2 separate regions of the Homo sapiens genome follow, and region 1 is linked to region 2. Evidence: chromatin contacts called from ENCODE Hi-C data. All regions are on one chromosome and are shown on one strand. Each heading gives the region's core, a stretch centred on a gene start or an enhancer-like site at or near the end of the contact. The rest is flanking DNA. Distances are from core to core; before and after follow the strand shown.

What was found. Hi-C counts contacts between places; a loop is a spot of excess contacts on that map. Pooled maps may share reads with other maps.
Region 1: a pooled map shows a loop between it and region 2 (7-fold over the local background). The contact joins the promoter of PLEKHG1 here to the promoter of ULBP3 in region 2. A Hi-C loop is called at or near these places in 9 of 50 pooled maps.

Annotation. Positions count from the first base shown.
Region 1 is chr6:150,598,608-150,601,343 of GRCh38, forward strand. It overlaps PLEKHG1 (pleckstrin homology and RhoGEF domain containing G1), which reads left to right and starts at 1,278. Exons shown (of 17, transcript NM_001029884.3): 1 at 1,278-1,410. RefSeq lists silencers at 766-825, 1,006-1,300, 1,096-1,575, 1,786-1,955.
Region 2 is chr6:150,067,767-150,070,475 of GRCh38, forward strand. ULBP3 (UL16 binding protein 3) reads right to left here and starts at 1,355. Exons shown (of 5, transcript NM_024518.3): 1 at 1,213-1,355. The coding sequence starts at 1,300. LOC124901428 (a long non-coding RNA gene) reads right to left here and starts at 2,507. Exons shown (of 2, transcript XR_007059809.1): 1 at 1,992-2,507; 2 at 1,662-1,884. RefSeq lists enhancers at 1,030-1,079, 1,100-1,179, 2,377-2,709.

The sequences.
Region 1 (2,736 bases), core at 28-2,527, 530 kb after region 2:
CACAAGGTTATCGCAAGGCCAACTGAAACAATGCTTTGAAGATGGCAAATGTCTGTTTTAGTCCCATTGCAAATCTACCGTGGTAAATGTATTCCAAGCATAACCCAGTCCCATAGTTTTAGGTAATACAAGTCAGTTGTGGAGACTCAAATTATAAAACAGAACATAAACTCCACGTGGTAGAGAACTGTGATGCTGTGTAGCCTTACTGCACAAACCTTGTTTTGTTCCCAGTCTTTATGATAATTTCCATAATCATGTATATGCATAAAAGCAGATAAAAGGCAAAAATCAACAAGAATAGCTAACATTTATTCAGGCTGTAGAGCATGTGCCAGACAGTCTCCTAAGCCCTTCACGCACATTCTCTTATTTAAATCACATACAGCAACTCTATGAGGTAGGCACTATCATCATCATCATCATCATCATCTCCATTTTACAGATGAGGAAACAGACAGAACACAGAGAGGTTAAAGCGTTCTCTCAAGGCCACACAGCTAGCAAGTGGTAAGGCTGAAGGTCTGTTAACAACTAAGAGTGCAATCAAATCCACCACCAAACCTAAGGGGGTCCACAGGCGACCCTGATACGTCCGACTTTGGCGGGAGATTAGTGTTAAGAAATGACTTCACATGCCTTTAACTGTCGCTGCAGGCACCTTTGATTGGAGTCATAACTTTACTGCAGAGCCGGTGCCTTTAAACATCTCTCTGGCTGTCACCGGTTATTCTTTACCTCCGTTTCCACTTTTACTTTCTCTAGGCAAAGGTCGTTTGGTGCTTTAACCGAGGTGATTAGGGTAATGACGCCTGAAGAACACCGGGCTTCCCCCTCTTTTCACTTGATTACCGGCAAAGCTTCTATGTAAAACTAGAATGTTCACTAAAACCATGATTTTGGGTATTATTTTAAAGGACTCACATAGGAAATTATTACGTCCAAAGGAAAGCTAAACCTGAAGAGCTAGGAAAATGAAAAAAAGTGATGTGTCTGCGAAAACAGTAGCAGAATTAAAAAAAAAAAAAACTTTATTCCCCCCGAAGCTGTAATTTGACTGTTCTCTTTGGCAAGGCTCCAGAGACAAGGCCAAGTGCCTAATTTCTCTTTCTCTTCGCCCCCCTCCTCTCCACCTTTTTCACCCTCAGGGCAGAGGGGAGGCGGGACGAGCGATCCACTGCTCCGGCCGCCGAAGCTGGCGTCTGGGCGCGGGGAGGGGCGGGCCGGGGCGCGGCCGAGCAGTGGGGCCGAGCCCGAGGAAGAGGAAGTCGGAGCCCGAGCCTGAGCCCGAGCCCGAGCCCGACGGCGGCTGCAGGGCGCTCCGGCAGCCCGAGCCGGCGCAGCGCAGCCCGCACCCTCCCCGCCCGACCTGCGAGCGCCGCCCGGGCATGCGAAGCCGTCCCTCCCCGGGTAAGCGCCGGTCGGGCCCGGACGCCCTGGGGACTTTTCCAGGGATGGGAGGGGGGACCCGGGGACCTCCGGCGGGAGCCCCACATCCGCAGGTGGGGCCGGGCGGAGCGTGGTACCCGGGCCCCGCCGGCCCCCTGCGCGCCCCTCCGCAGTGGGGACGGAGGGCCTTGGGGGGCGCCGAGCGGTGGGGACAGAGGGCGCCGGGGGCACCGCGCGGTGGGGACGGAGGGCGCTGGGGGGCGCCGCGTCTCGGGGGTCGGAGTCGGGTCGGGGATGCTGCCCGCCGCCGCCCCGCTTGGGGTTCCGCGCCCCCAAGTTCCCGGTGCTCCCGCCCCTCGCCCCAGCGGCTGCAACATCAGCGCGCAGAGGAGTTTCTGCGAGCACCCGGGAGTTGTAGCCACCGCTTCCCCACCCCCGACTCAGCAGGACAGCCCCAGAACGGGACCCCACAGCCAGTCAGCTGGGTCAGCTCCCCAGCAGCGAAGCCGGGAGCCCGAGGACCCGGGGACGCGCGGTGGGGGCGGCGGCCGAGCTGCTGCGGCGCTCAGGGCTTGGGGGCGCCCCCGTTCTGCAGATGCGCTTTTCAGGGGGTGGGGAGTCAAGAGCCTGTGGCTCTTCCGTCACGGGGTAAACGGTAACACCTGGGCGGCCGCGACTCTGCGAGCGTTCTGGCCTCGGCGGGCGGCGGGGAACCGCAGTGATGCCCGAGCTCGCCCCTTTTGTGTCCTCGCGGTGAGCCCCGTTCCGAAGCCGGAAGCTTGGGAACGCTCTAACTGGGAGAACGGCGCTCGGCTGGTCAATTCATTCCGCTCCTCGGAAACAATGAGCTGGATCCTTGACTTGAATGTGCTGGCGGAGCGGGGTTTGTAAGCCGGCGTTTCATCCAGCTCTGGTCCTCAAGGCGCCCTTTGTACCACCCGCAGGTGGCCGAGGCTACTGCACGTATTTTCGAAATCACCGAGTGTGGGTGTTTGGGGCAGGTATCACCCCGCGAGGACCATCTCAGACTGAGAGTTGGTTTAGGAGTTTTGAACAGATTGGATACAGAACTATATTGTGTTTTGTATTTAGACCGGGGGAAAGACTAGAATGTTAACTCTAGGGTCCAGTTTGTCATCTAACAGAATTCCGGGCTTGGGTAGGTCCTGTAATGCGGTACAATAACAACCAGGTGTTAAAACCGGCATCTTCTGGATTCTCAGATTCTGTAGACAGCATACTTCTAAAAAATGTAGAGATTTTGGATTTTGATTAAATTGCTGTTAAAAACATTTCCAAGCCCATCATTTCAGGAGATCAGAAAATTTTCGAACTTTAATTTTGCCC
Region 2 (2,709 bases), core at 105-2,604:
GAAGCATGTGTGGTTGGAAAAGGTGCTATGTGGATTTCATGGCTATTCCCAACCACAGAATCCAACAGGGTCCCCTAGTGCTCAGAAGCAAAGCTGTGCCACTCACAGCAGTGAAATCCCCTCATTTAAAAGTGGCTCCTGCTGTGGTCCTGGGCCCCTGTGGAGATGGGCCTCCAGCTATGGGAGGGCAGTGACCACACAGCCTCAGAGCTGCCCATCACAGGGTGTGCTCCTCACCCTTTAGGTCATTAGGAAGATAGGCCCCACAGTGAGAAGACACAGGTGGGTCTCCTGGGATGGGCAGGAGCAGGGCCACAGGGAACCAAGAAGCTGCACAAGCAGTTGGCTCTGATCCCCAGGACACCACATGGCTACACCCCCCCACCCTCAGGTCACACCTGAGGCTTCAGGGAGGGTCCCTGAATGGCCCCTGGGGACCGTTAATGCTACTCAGCAACAAAGGAGGGGAGCAGTAGGCCCCGAACCATGGGACTCCCCCTCACATTCATCACATCCACACCTCCCAGAAGCCACAGGCAGGGTAGGACACACTTGTGACTCTTCAACTTACACAACTTAGAGATGACACCCTAGGGGATGGGGCAGCAATTGCCAGGACACAGCATGTGCCCTCATCTGGAGTCTGCAACCTAGGACAGGGTCCATTTCAGGTTTCTCTTTTACTTGCAGGTTGCCATTGCCTGCTGTTGCTCTACAAAGGGACGGGACTTGACACAGAGACAGAGAACTCACGGCCAGCAAGGACCAAAGTGCCTTCAGCCTTTCCTTTCTAGAAAGGGTTTGCTGACTCCTGTCTGCTTAGTGACTATTCTATATGACGCTGGCGTCACCCATGTCTTGACCCCAGCTCGGGTTCCGGGGGCTCTGGTTTCTCCTTCCCGAGGACGAGTGGGGCTGCGGGGTTGCACCAGGGATCCCCTCCCCACCTCGCCCTCTGCAGCTTTTTGGCCCCTCCACCCTCCTGCGGTTCTTTTTTCGCCTTCTTTGACCCCCCTCCTGCTCTGCAGGGCAAGCAGCAGCCGCAGGAAGCGGACCTGGCGAAAAAGAGCAGCGAATCGGAACTGAGCGTGGGGGCAGTCCGGGGAGATCGCGCCGGTCCTTCTAGAAGGCTTCCCTCCTCTGAAACCCGCTGCAGTCCACAGCCCCCCAGGTTTGGCCCCCGCCCCGCTTAGGCTCCATCCCCGAACTCACCGGCCCGCCCCGTCCCGGACCAGTCGAATAGCAGGTACGGAAGAATCGCGAGGCGCGGAAGGATCGCGGGGCTGGCGGCCGCTGCCATTGTAGACCAGGAGCGCCCGGGACACAAGGCGCAGTCGATGTGGAGACCAGCGTATGAATCACTTCGGCCCTCGCATGCCAGCTAGTGATTGAGTGTGCTCGGCCCCGTCCGGTCCCGTCCCGCCCCGGGATCCAGGGGAGCCTACGCCTGCCCACGTTTGGAGGGATGCTCCGCCCTATCCCGCCCCGTCCCGCCCTTCCCCGCCCCACCCCAGGCTGGGACCCGGGGAGCCTATGCCTGCTGTGGCTCCGCTTCGTCCCGCCCCGGGCTCGTGGCCTGACAGCGGCCCCCTCTGGCCAACCCTTACCCTCCACCCCAGGCTCCGCGCGGGCCAGGACACGATTCCTTCTTGACCGCCTCATTTAATTTTTTAACACACCATTTATTATTACCCCAATGTAAGCACTGATGCACAGGAAAGCGAAGAAACTTGCACAGGGATATCCAGTGGCGGCTGTGTCCCCCCGTCACTGCCTCCGCCAGCGACACCTGCCCTCCTTCAGCCTGCGCCAAGGAGTCCCCGCCCCTCTCCGTCCAGGGCGCAGCTGCTTCCCAGTCCGGAGCAGACCTTCTTTGCCTCTCCACTAAAAGCATGAGGAATATATAGAATATATATAGAATAAAGTATATTCTATATCCCTTTATGACTTCTGGGAAAAAAAAGAAAGAAAAGAAAGCCCTAGTGGCCTACCGTGATCAGTGATCAAATGATCAATTGTGTTTCCATGGAGAGCAGAAGCCGAGGGAGGGTCTACGCATGCGTGGGGCTCACTTTGCTGTACACCCATCTGTGGCCAGCTACACGCAAATCCATGGCTGCACGCGCATCTCTGCCCTGTCCCTGGATGGTGACTGCAGCCATCCTCAAAGCGGCAACCCGAGTGTATCCTCGTCTCAGTCACCATGGAAACATCTAGATCTGTGGGCAGAAGCCAGAGGGAGGTGATGGGCCCAGTGGCCCTTGGCCGCAAGGGAGGGCTTTAGCCTGGGATGAGGAGTGGACAGAGATCTTGAGTGCCACTCAGGCCCCAGCCACTCAGCCCATTCCCTATTGAATGAGAAAAATCGGCACAGACCTCCCACTCCGTACAGTCTTCATGTTGGGATCACCTGCACCTGGTGATCATCAATCCCGAGGGTCCTGAGGCTGTGGGAAAGAGGAGGAGGCCTGGACAAAGCCCAGGGCCTGTTTCTGCTTCAGGACAGAGTCATGGGAGGGCAGCCACCTCTGTGACTGAGCAGGGACACAGGAGCCTAGAAGATTCTGGCCTGATGCACTAGAGCCCCTGTGCAGGAGGGGCCATGTGGAGGGTAGTTTGGAGGACAACAGACACACAAGGGTGGGCAGTTCTCAGATTTGGGAGGGGCAGAGCTTGGCGGGTCCCAGGATCTGTGTGTGAGAAGAGCCT